Linked DNA regions of Homo sapiens: region 2 is linked to region 1. A link is an interaction called in ENCODE POLR2A ChIA-PET data of the cell type or tissue named here. Cell type or tissue: GM12878. All regions are shown on one strand. Each heading gives the region's core, and the rest is flanking DNA. Links, peaks and the distances in the headings are about the cores only.

The links. ChIA-PET counts read pairs that join two places held together with the same protein. Peaks named below come from ENCODE experiments on the same cell type or tissue, not always from the same donor. Only the 100,000 strongest peaks of a DNase experiment are listed, where the experiment ranks them.
Region 2: POLR2A ChIA-PET joins it to region 1 with 10 read pairs; 1 of 35 experiments calls an interaction of 5 or more read pairs at or near these places.

Annotation. Positions count from the first base shown.
Region 1 is chr10:99,763,202-99,769,297 of GRCh38, forward strand. No RefSeq gene overlaps it. Among named protein-coding and RNA genes, the nearest start is that of ABCC2, 16 kb to the right of the region's middle. RefSeq lists a silencer at 3,318-3,367. In GM12878, for the core only: no CTCF peak of the experiment used is centred there; DNase peaks (open chromatin) are centred at 2,750 and 3,310; H3K4me3 peaks cover 363 bases.
Region 2 is chr10:100,155,298-100,161,393 of GRCh38, forward strand. It overlaps ERLIN1 (ER lipid raft associated 1), which reads right to left. Exons shown (of 11, transcript NM_006459.4): 9 at 848-937. Among named protein-coding and RNA genes, the nearest start is that of ERLIN1, 28 kb to the right of the region's middle. RefSeq lists an enhancer at 956-1,005 and a silencer at 3,062-3,111. In GM12878, for the core only: a CTCF peak has its summit at 2,868 (motif pointing right); a DNase peak (open chromatin) is centred at 2,934; H3K4me3 peaks cover 210 bases; H3K27ac peaks cover 1,941 bases.

The sequences.
Region 1 (6,096 bases), core at 1,136-5,135:
GCTACTTGGGAGGCTAAGAAAAGAGAATCACTTGAACCTGGGAGGCAGAGGTTGCAGTGAGCCAAGATCGCACCACTGCACTCCAGCCCAGGCAACAGAGCAAGGCTCAGTCTCAAAAAAAAAAAAAAAAAGTGTAAGACAGTATACTGAAAACTACAAAACATTGTTGAAAGAAATTTTAAAAGACTTAACAATGAAGAAATAAATGGAAAGACATCCCATGTTCATAGATTGGTAAACTTACTACTTTTAAGATTCCAACACTCTTCAATTGATCTACGGAGTCAATGTAATTGCTAGCAGAATTCCAACTGCCTTTTTGTGTAAAAGTTGACAAATTGATCCTAAAATCCATCTGGAAACGCAAATGCCCCAGGATAGCCAGAAAATCTTGAAAAAGAAGAACAACATTTGATGACATACTTCCTGATTTCAAAACTTACTACAAAGCTATGGTAATCAAGGCCATGTAGTACTGGCATAAAGATAATTATATAGCTCAATAGGATACAATTGAAAGTCCAGAAATAAGCACTTACATTATAGTCCATTGATTTTTGACTAGGATTCCAAGACAATTCAGTGGGGGAAAGAATGGTCTTTTTAACAAATGATGCTTAGACAACTGGATATCCACATGCAAAAGAATAAAGTTGGACCCTTACCTTACACCAAATGCAAAAATTAACTCAAAGGGTCATAACCTAAATTTAAGAACTAAAAAACCTTTTAGAAGAAAACGGGTAAATCTTTGTGACCTTTGGGTTAGGCAAAGCCTTCTTAGACATAACATCAAAAGCATGAATGACAAAAGAAAAAAATTGGATAAATTGGATTTTATCAAAGTTGGAAACTTTTATGCTTCAAAGTGGCATCAATAAAGTGAAAAGACAACCCTCAGAATGGAAGAAAATCTGCGAATCATATATACAATGGGGTCTTGTATCTAGAATATGCAAAGAACACTTACAACTCAACAATAAACAATAACCATTTCCCATCCTGGCTAACATGGTGAAACCCCGTCTCTACTAAAAATACAAAAAATTAGCCGGGCGTGGTGGCGGGCGCCTGTGGTCCCAGCTACTCCGGAGGCTGAGGCAGGAGAATGGCGTGAACGTGGGAGGCGGAGCTTACAGTGAGCCGAGATCGTGCCACTGCATTCCAGCCCGGGCGACAGAGCGAGACCCTGTCTCAAAAAAAAAAAAAAAAAAAGAAAATAACCATTTCTCCAAAGAAGGTATACAACTGACCAACAAGTACATGAAAAAATGCACATCATTCGGGAGGCGGAGCTTGCAGTGAGCCGAGATTGCGCCACTGCACTACAGCCTGGGCAACAGAGCAAGACTCCATCTCAAAAAAAAAAAAAATGCACATCATTAGTCATTAGGGAAATGCAAATCAAAACCACAATGAGATACCACTTCATACCCGCTAGGATTACTGTAAGCCAAAAGTCTGACCATATCAAGTGTTGGATAGAATGTGAAGGAACTGTAACCTTCATATGCCACTGATGGGAATGTAAAATGGTGCCACTCCTTGGTAAAACAGTCTGGGAATTACTCAAAATGTTCAACACAGAGTTGCCATATGACCCAGCAATTCCACTCCTAGGTATGTACTCCCAGAGAATTGAAAACATATGTCCTCACGAAAACTTGGTACATGAATGTTCATAGCAACATTATTTATCTCTTAGAATTAGAAAACAGTTTTGTAACTAACTCCAAATGAAATAAATCAGTCAAAGATTACCAATGCTAAAACCGTTTGGTAAATGTTGAATGGGAGCTGAATATCCACAGTGCCAAAATATCACCCTATAGGTTACTTGCTAGTCATAAAAATAGAAAATGTCATAATTGACTATCTGGTTGTTTTCACCTTAACCCAGTAATCAAACTTAACATTACTAGTGGGAAATTATACTGCTGAAGGACAGAATACAGGTTGGACCACTTGGAAAGCAGCTGAAATATTGAAAACTCTTTTTTTTTTTTTCCAAGACAGAGTCTTGCTCTGTCGCCCAGGCTGGAGTGCAGTGGCGTGATCTCGGCTCACTGCAACCTCTGCCTCCCGGGTTTAAATGATTCTCCTGCCTCAGTCTCCAGAGTAGCTGGGATTACAAGCGCACGCCACCACACCCAGCTAATTTTTGTATTTTTAGTAGAGACGGGGTTTCACCATGTTGGGCAGGCTGGTCTCAAACTCCTGACCTCGTGATCCACCCGCCTCAGCTTCCCAAAGTGCTGGGATTACAGGCGTGAGCCACCGCACCTGGCCCATTGAAAACGTTTATGGTTAGCCTTTGATCAAGCAAGAGTGATTTACAAACAGCACCAGTTCATAAGGTGGCCAGCCATCCTTGTTTGCTTGGAACTTTTCCGGTTTTTGCATTGGAAGTCCCACATACTGAAAAATTCATCATTGGTCCCTGAGCCAGCAAAATTACTTTTGTACCCCTTCTCCAGGTTCTCACCTCCCTGCTCGAATCCTGGAATTAGGGAAGGAGGAATTGAATAACAAGGAAAAATGATAAAAAGTAATGAGACTTTGTTCCCCAGAAGTAACTGGTCCCTGAGCCAATAAAGGAGAGAAGCTTTTTTTTTTTTTTTTGAAGGAGGGATATTTTTACTTAATGAAAGCACATGTCATGAAATTTTAAAAGGCAAAAGCATCGCAAGTCATAATGAAATTCTCATTTCCTCCTTCCAAGCTTATTTATTTTCTAGCAAAATATATTGTTTCAACTCCCAGGCTTAAGGGAAATAATCTTTGATATAAGAAGTTATTGTGGAAAGTCATTAAGCTGTCATGCCCAAACCAAATGTTCATACCCCACTCCTTATCAAAGAGCACCAGAAAATGCACCCACACAAGATCCCCTGCAAGCAGAGACCATATGCTTTGTTGAAATGGTTGAGCTAAGAGATCAAAGAAGCTTTAATAGAAAACCAAAGCCATACTCAAACCATCCTGCAGCTAAAACAGAATCTCAGCATGTCAAAGCAGAAAGGAAAATCAGCATGAAAAGATATTTTATTTAACACTCACAGGACGCTGCCTAGGAACCAGGCACTATTCCAGGCACCGTCCAAGTGTTCACTCATCGAATCCCTGCTGCAAACTGTGAGGCAGGTGGTATTAGCTCAGTCATCCCCATTTCACAGATGGGGAAACTGAGGGACGGAGCACTTAAGTCCTGTGCACCCAGGTAGCTAGATCCAGAGTCCACGACATGCATGTGACCACTCTACTACACAGCCATGTGGTTGTGGTCTAGAGGTGTTAACTAACTTGCCAGCGGTTAGCACTGAACGATTGTGTGGGTTTCATACAGGACTGCGACCCATCTTTTAAAAAAGTTCTTGCTAAGAATTACCACAAAAACAAACGTGTATGGCATCTAAAAACTAAAACAGTGCTAGGCATGGTGGCACGAGCCTGCAGTCCCAGTGACTTGGGAGGCTAAGGTGGGAGGATCTCCTGAGGCCAGGACTTCCAGACCAGCCTGAGAAACATAGCAAGGTCCCATCTCTACAAATAAATACATAAACAAATAAATATAAATAAAGCATATGCAGCCTCAGCGACATTTTAGGCAGTTTAAGAACATCTCTACTCTACTATTTTTCCTTTTTTTTTTTTTTGAGACAAAGTCACTCTGTCACCCAGGCTGGAGTGCAATGGCACAATCTCGGCTTACTGCCACCTCTGCCTCCCGGGTTCAAGCGATTCCCCTGCCCCAGCCTCCTGAGTAGCTGGGACTACAGGCACGTGCCACCACACCCAGCAAATTTTGTGATTTTAGTAGAGATGGGTCTTCACCGTGCTGGCCAGGCTGTTCTCGAACAGGAGAGAAGCTTTAAATTGGATGTTGGCTTTGTTGTTGTTGTTGTTGTTGTCGATGTTTTTGGTGGGTAATAAAAATGTTCCCAAATTGGTTGTGGCAGTGGTTGCACAACTCTGTGAATATGCTAAAAACCATTGACTTGTACACTTCAAGCGGTTGAATTGCATGTAATTTCATCTTAATAAGGCTGTTTAAAAATGGATGTGAGAAAGAAGTTTCAGATTAGATTAGCCTGGACCTTTTTATACCTGAGAGAGACCAAAAAGCTGTAGGATCTGCCTTGAGATGTGGTCAAGACAAGGGAAGGGGCTGGGCGCTGTGGCTCACGCCTGTAATCCCAGCACTTTGGGAGGCCGAGGCTGGCGGATCACCTGAGGTCAGGAGTTCAAGACCAGCCTAGCCAACATGGTGAAACCCCGTCTCTACTAAAAATACAAAAATTAGCCGTGTGGCTCACGCCTGTAATCCCAGCACTTTGGGAGGCTGAGGCAGGCGGATCACGAGGTCAGGAGATCAAGACCATCCTGGCTAACATAGTGAAACCCCGTCTCTACTAAAAAGACAAAAAATTAGCCAGGCATAGTGGCACGCGCCTGTAGTCTCAGCTACTCGGGAGGTTGAGGCAGGAGAATCGCTTGAACCCAGGAGGCGGAGGTTGCAGTGAGCCGAGATCGCGCCACTGCACTCCAGCCTGGATGATAGAGCGAGACCCTGTCTCAAAAAAAAAGAAAAAAAAAGTTAGCTGGGCGTGGTGCCGCGTGCCTGTAATCCCAGCTCCTCGGGAGACTGAGGCAGGAGAATCGCTTGAACCCAGGAGGCAGAGGTTGCCACAAGCTGAGATTGTACCACTGCACTCCAGCTTGGGCAGCAGAGCGAGACTTCATCTCAAAAAAAAAAAAAAAAAAAAAGACAAGGGAAGAGAGTTTCACATGGCACAGTTGAAGACACAGGTGGGAGCAAAATACTATTTCTTATTTGTTCTCTAGTTTACGTCTTTCGGTAAACTGGCTACACTGGTTTGATTGGATATTTTTTCCCCTACAACCAAGAGTTGTGACGAAAATATTCAATCCACCCATTCCTGTGCAGATGAAAAATTTTATCCTTTAAAATCACAATGTTGTGTATTTGGATTGTATTGCTCTGGTTCCTCACAGAATTTTTTTAAAAAATATCAGACCACATTGGCATTATGCCACTAGTCTATACTGAAAATGTATTCGAGGCCAGGCACAGTGGCTCATGCCTGTAATCCCAGCTCCTTGGGAGGCTGAAGCAGGTGGATCGCTTGAGCTCAGCAGTTTGAGATGAGCCTGGGCAACATGGCAAAACCCCATCTCTACAAAAAAATACAAAAATTAGCTGGTCATGGTGGTGCGCACTTGTAGTCCCAGCTACTGGGGAGGCTGAGGTGGGAGAATCGCGTAAGCCCTAGAGATGGAGGTTGCAGTGAGCTGGAGGTTGCAGTGAGCTGAGATCACACCACTGCACTCCAGCCTGGACAATAGAGCAACACTATCTCAAAAAAAAAAATTAGAAACAGCTGTATAAAATATTTATATAGGTGTGTCATTGGAGCCCTAGAAGAGAATGTTTTTCTTAAGTGTTAGCCTGAGGAGTAGCTGGGCTTCTGAACAATTGGTTTGTATATGGAATTATATCATTATAAAGACATTTTTTTTTTTGTCTGCCTAGCTCTTTTCCTTTCTGAAGCTGCCCCTGAATAATGATGCTTTCCTGGTGCGACTGTTAATCACATAGATTTAATTCCCCTGCCCATGGGAGGGGAATTGGCTAGCCAGTCAGAATGCCTCATTCCTTTGTTCATATTCATTGGTCCAGAGCTGGGAACACAACACAAACAGGGCTGTTCAGAATCCTACGAAAGACTTTTCCTGGAGCTGTCAGGAAAGAGACACTCTTTTTGCTAGGGTTACTGGTCATGAGGACCATGTAAGTCTAGAGCTTTCGTAGCCATTTTTACCACCAAGTGGGAAGAGCCTACTTGAGAACGAAACCAACACAGTTGCAAACGTCCTAAGGATGTTGTTTGAGACTCTGAACCCATCTGCGCCTAAAGCTAGATCATTCATGGACTTTTCTATTAAATTAGCCAATACATTTTCTTTTTCATTTTTTTGTTTATACCAGTTTGATTTGGATCTCTGTCCCTTGCAACCAAAAGAAGCCTCACTGATATAGTCTCTGATTAAGTTTCCCTCCTTTCATTGGTACAT
Region 2 (6,096 bases), core at 1,230-5,229, 390 kb after region 1:
CCCCAAATTTCATCCAGAATCAGTCAACAGAGACAGACAGGAAGCAGCAATATATAACAAGTGACTTCAAGACCGAGCTAAGAACATCAACATCTCACTATGTGAAATCAAGTAGTGTGAGGCCCTCCATGAAAACTGTTTTTCCCCCCAATTAATTTTGTTTTTTTTTTGGACAGGTGGAAAAGAAACTGGTCGTGATGGGGTTTATTTATTTTTAATTTTTTTTTTATTTTTTGAGACGGAGTCTCGCTCTGTCGCCCAGGCTGGAGTGCAGTGGCGGGATCTCGGCTCACTGCAAGCTCCGCCTCCCAGGTTCACGCCATTCTCCTGCCTCAGCCTCCCAAGTAGCTGGGACTACAGGCGCCCGCCACCACGCCCGGCTAATTTTTTGTATTTTTAGTAGAGACGGGGTTTCACCGTTTTAGCCGGGATGGTCTCGATCTCCTGACCTTGTGATCCGCCCGCCTCGGCCTCCCAAAGTGCTGGGATTACAGGCGTGAGCCACGGCGCCCGGCCAGAGATGGGGTTTATTATCTTGTATATTCTTTACTATTGATTATGGGTAATTTTCATACCTTGTCTGCCTGAAAATAAAGTGGTAGCTAATAAGCCCCAATTTAAGGAAGAAAAGGAAAGCTGAGCTACCCACAGTCACAAACAAACCCAAAAGCTGGAAATGTGATAGCAATTTAAAAAAATTTATTTAGACTATCAGGCCAGCTATTTCCTCCAGACCAGATTATTCTGTCTATGGCCTTCTCACCCACCACAATCAAAGGCCTGAACCCTGGAGCAGAGAGGAGGCAGTTCGGGACAGGCAGAGCTTCATCCTCTCCCCACAATGTACCTTCGATTTCAGAAATGCGCTTTTCAGTTTCTTTTTCCATCACTTTCTGCTGAAACCGAATTTTTGCCACTTGTGCAATCTTCTCTGCTTCTATAATCATACAACATAAGAAGACACATTCAAAACCATTTCTACAGTACCTGAGGCACTTCGAACCAGCAGCACACAGTCTAACATTTAATTACAGAAAGTTTTATGTGCTAATTGTTTCACTAAGTTTTATCTAGTCAGACTGTAAACTACTCAAAGGAAAAAAGGGAATTTATTTCCTAATTTACTGTTCTATTTTGACAGTGCTAGTTTTGTGGGAAGAAGGAGTAAAAAAAGGTTAAAGTGCCAGTCCTTCATGCAACTCTGTAGCAACGGTCCACAAGCTAATGGGAAAAAAAGATACTTTATGAAAGTACCACAGAACAAAAACAGAGCAACATAAATGCATGGCAACACAGGACAATTAATGTGGCAGGAGAAAGAAAGAATGAGTGACATAAGTTAAACCAAGGAAGACCTTCTGGAAGTAATCTTAAAGGAAATAATGGATATGACCTAAGAAGACATGCCAGGAAGCACAGAGAAAGACAAGAAGGGCCAGTCATGGTGATTCACGCCTGTAACCCCAGCACTTTGGGAGGCTGAGGCAGGAGGATCTCTTAAGCCCAAGAGTTCAAGACCAGCTTAAGCAACACAGTGAGACCTCCATCTCTAGAAAAAATTTATAAAATTAGCCAAGCATGATGGTGCGTGCCTATAGTCCCAGCTACACAGGAGGCTGAGGCAAGAGGATCTCTTGAGCCTGGGAGGTCAAGGCTACAGTGAGCCATGATCATGCCACTGCACTCCAGCCAGCGTGACAGAGTGAGGCCCTGCCTCAAAAACAAAAACAAAAACAAAAAAAAGAAAGACAAGAAGGCACAAATGAACAAGTCACAATGGAGAGGTGATATGGAACCAGCCAACAAGCGAAGACAACATAAAATAAGAAGAGAAAGAGGGCTAGGAGACCTCTGTCTTGAGTGACAGGCTAAGGAGCTTAGTTTTACTATACTCAGGATCTACTGTTAAGTTACCATTAGGGAAATGACAGGATGAAAATGGTATCAGAAGAGGAGTATTCCAACTGCTGTAGGGAAATAAAGCAGAAAGCAGGGTGATTCATTTGAGAAGGTGAAAACAAGCATTGGGAGTGAACATGTTGGTGTGGCAAGCAAGTACATGCAGAGGAAACTCAACACCCTTAATAAACCTCTGGCCTACCCAAATGACCCAGGACAAGGAAGAAAGACTTGAATTACACTTTACATTCAATCACTGCTATTCTTAAAGAACATTCTCAATTCTCCTTTTCAGTCAAAGAAGATGGGTATTTTAGGACATCTTATCTCTGACCCCTAGAAAAAGTACATAATGGAAAGAAAACTTCCAAGTGATTTTTTTCTTTCCATAAAACAGTATGCTTTACGAACTGCTCCAGGAGATAATTCCCTCTTTCTCCACCAATGTAAAATCAATCTATATTACACCATCCAAAAACTAAACTACTATGTTCAATGGGGCTAGAAATTGAACTGTAAGCAGAAACTCAAGATAAAACATGAATAAAAGGTGAGGGATCTGAAGCCTGCAGCTAGAACCCAAAGGATGTTACCTCAACATAGGGGGACTGTTGTGGTAATCTCATTCAACAAAGCTCTGTCATGTGGGAATAAATCAATAAAAAGCACGACCAGACTTCTAGAAAAATGGTGCAAAAGGCCAAAAGGCCAGAGAGAAAACCCTTTAGCTAACAACCTCTTAAAATGCTAGATGAAATATAGCAAATTTGTTTTTTAATGCATGGCTGAGTTGTAAGAAAGAATGAGAGATCCTCAAGTAACTTAAGCCAAGGGGGAGCCGAGAGCCTGTATGGTGGTGTCCCTGGGGTGGTTATTAGACAAGAAGGGAGTGGGACCTGGGTTTTTACCCATGCAAGACCAGGAGATGAGGCCTTGTGATATTAGGACTAAGACCCTTGCATAAAACTGAGACCTCTAGAGGGCTGCAACTCTAATGAAAGGGGAACTAAAACACTCTACCAACCAGCCCAGTTAAGAAGTAACCTCTTCTCTACCTAGCCACATCACAGTGAAACTGAAGAACACCCAAATACAGACAGAAACATGTTAAAAGCAAAAAGAGAAGAAAGGCTGATTACTCAAAAGGAACAACTGGACTAACAACATACTTGTAAATAGGTGCAAGCAGCCAAACAAAATTGAAATAATACTGCCATATTGATAAGGAAAAATTAGCTTGGTTTAGAATTGTAGGCTAAATTACCATTCAAGGATAAAATAAAAGCATTTTCAGACCAAGGAGGACCGAAGATAACTTTCACTCCTTAGTCTTCACTGAAAAAAAAATTACTAGAAAAAAAAAATCACCAGAAACAATGGAGAGGAAAAAACATTACTCAACACATGTCAATCAAAATAAGTGTTTACTGTAAGGATTAATCATAATGATCATAATTGATGGGAGGATAAAGACAACATGAAACTAAAATACTACGCAATAATAAAATGTAAGACTGGAGGACAGTGATAAGAGTTAAAGCATTCTAAGGTACTGTTCAAGAAGAGGATAGAATGATTAACAACTAGTTATACATTCCAGCAATGGAATGTAAAACTTCCAATCAAGTAAAAGGAAGAAAAGAAAAGAAAATTCAATCAATTCAATACCAATCAGAAAAGGGAAAAAGAAGCAGAGAAAAATGCATGGTAAATAGCACATAATCAAATGATACAAACACATCCAAATATAGCAGTAACCACAATAAATATAAAAAGACTAAACTCACCAGTTAAAAGACAGATTCTCACATTGGATAAGATTACAAAATCCAGCTATATGCTGTTTACAAGAGACACACCTAAAACATAATGACATAGAAAAGTTGAAAGTAAAAGAATGGGAAAAGGTACACCAAGAAAATAACTAACCAAGAAAAATCTGGTATAGCTATATTATCAGGCAAAATAGCTCTTAAGTTAAAAACATATCTAGGGATAAAGATTATTACAAAACAGAAGCAATTCTCCAGGGAGATATAACAATCCTGAACCTGAATGTTCTTAATGATATAGTCCCAAAATATATAAAGAAAAAAATTACAAGTCAACAAACCCATGGTCATAGTGGGAAATTTTAACACATCCTTCTCAGTAATTGATAGGTCAAGAAGGCAAAAATTAGAAGAATACAGAAGATGTGAACAACACAATTCATAAGCCTGACCAAATGAGTATATAAAGAAACCTGCATCCAACAACCAGAGAACACAGATTCAATCTTTTCAAGCACACAGACATTTACAAAAAAGGACCGTGTACAGGTAGGCCACAAAGCAATTTTCAATAAATATTTAAGAATCCATATAACAGGTCTTATTTTCTGACTACAATGTAGTAACACTGGAAATCAACAATAAAAAGGTAGCCCCTCAAAACCCACTAAACCAGAAATTGAAGCATATACTTTTAATAATTCATGAGCCAAAGAAGAAATTAGAAGGAAAAGGTTTAGAATTAAAACTGAACACCAATATACAAAGTACATTTCAAAACCTGTGAAACATAGCTAAAGCAATCCTTAGAAGAAAATTTATAATCTTCCATGTTTCCACTAGAAAAGACTTAAACTTAACTATCCAACTCAAGAAGTTAAAAAAGAACAAATGAACTAAAAAAAAAAAAAAGATGGAAGGAAATATTTTTTAAAAAGTGTAAATAATATAATTTAAACAAAGTAACAATCAACAAAACCAAAACAAAAGCCAATTCTCTGAAAAGATAAATAAAATAAAACAGACCTCTGGCAAAATTGATACAGCAAAAGAAAAGGCACAAGAAAACAGTATTAGCAATGAAAAGGGGCACACAGATTTGGTAGAGGTTTTAAAAATCATGAGAGAATTCTACGAACAAATTTATGCCCCAAAATTTGAAATATCAGATGAAATGAACAATTTTCTATGAAAATATAATTACCAAAACTGGCTTAAAAAGAAAACATGTATCTGAATATACCTATACTCAATACAGGAATTAAATCAATAGATTAACTGTTACCACAAAAAGCAAATGAAAAAAAGCAGAAACCTCACAAGACTAAGATGGCTTTTACGAGTTCCACCAGACCTACAAAGATGAAATTATACAGATCTGATACATAATGATGTGATATACAATAGAACACAGAAAAGGAAGCCATGCTCTTCAACTCATCTTGGGGATAGTATAACCATGATACAAAAAAACCTAACACTAAAAGTATAAGAAAATTATAAGCTGATCTCATTTATGAAAATAAAGGTAAAAATTCTAAAGAAATTATCAGCAAACTATATAAAAATGTATATAATGACCTATATAATGACCAAGTGGATTGTTTGTCCCAGAAACACAAAGATAAATCTGTTAATATAATTTACCATATTAACAGCTTTAAAAACATCTCAATATATGTAGAAAAAATTTTCAGACTGGGCACAGTGGCTCACACCTGTAATCCTAGCACTTTGGAAGACTGAGGCAGGTGGATCACTTGAACTCAGGAATTCAAGACCAGCCTGGGCAACATGGTGAAACCCTGTCTCTACAGAAAATACAAAAATTACCTGGGTGTGGTGGCGTGCACTTGTAGTCTCAGCTACTCGAGAGGCTGAGGTGGGAAAATAACTTAAGCCTAGGAGGCTGAGGCTGCAGTGAACTGTGATTACACCACTGTACTCCAGCCTGGGTGGCAAAGCGAGACCCTGTCTCAAAAAAATTCTGAAAGTTTTAACAGCCATTCAAAATGAAAGCTCTCAGCAAGCAAAGTACAGATTGAAACTTTATTAACCAGTGTTAAGTACAGCAAATGTCACTGGGACTATTTAAAGTTAAGGACAAGAATACTTGTCACTTTCTTTTCTACACTGTACTTAGAAGTCATAGCCTAAAGCAGTAAGACAGGAAGAAATAAAAAGTATGTGACTTAGAAGAAAAATAAAATTGTCCTTATGTGAAGATAAGGACCTATTGTCTGAAGACCATATGATTGTTCATGGGAAATCTAAGCGACTATTAGAAATAAGAGCATCTTCAGCAATATTGCTAAATAAAAAAATCAACAGCATACTTATACAAAACCCATTAGAAAATGTGCCTTTAAAAAAGTCAATAAAAAAATAAAGGTATATAAGAACAAATCTTTAATAAATGTGCAAG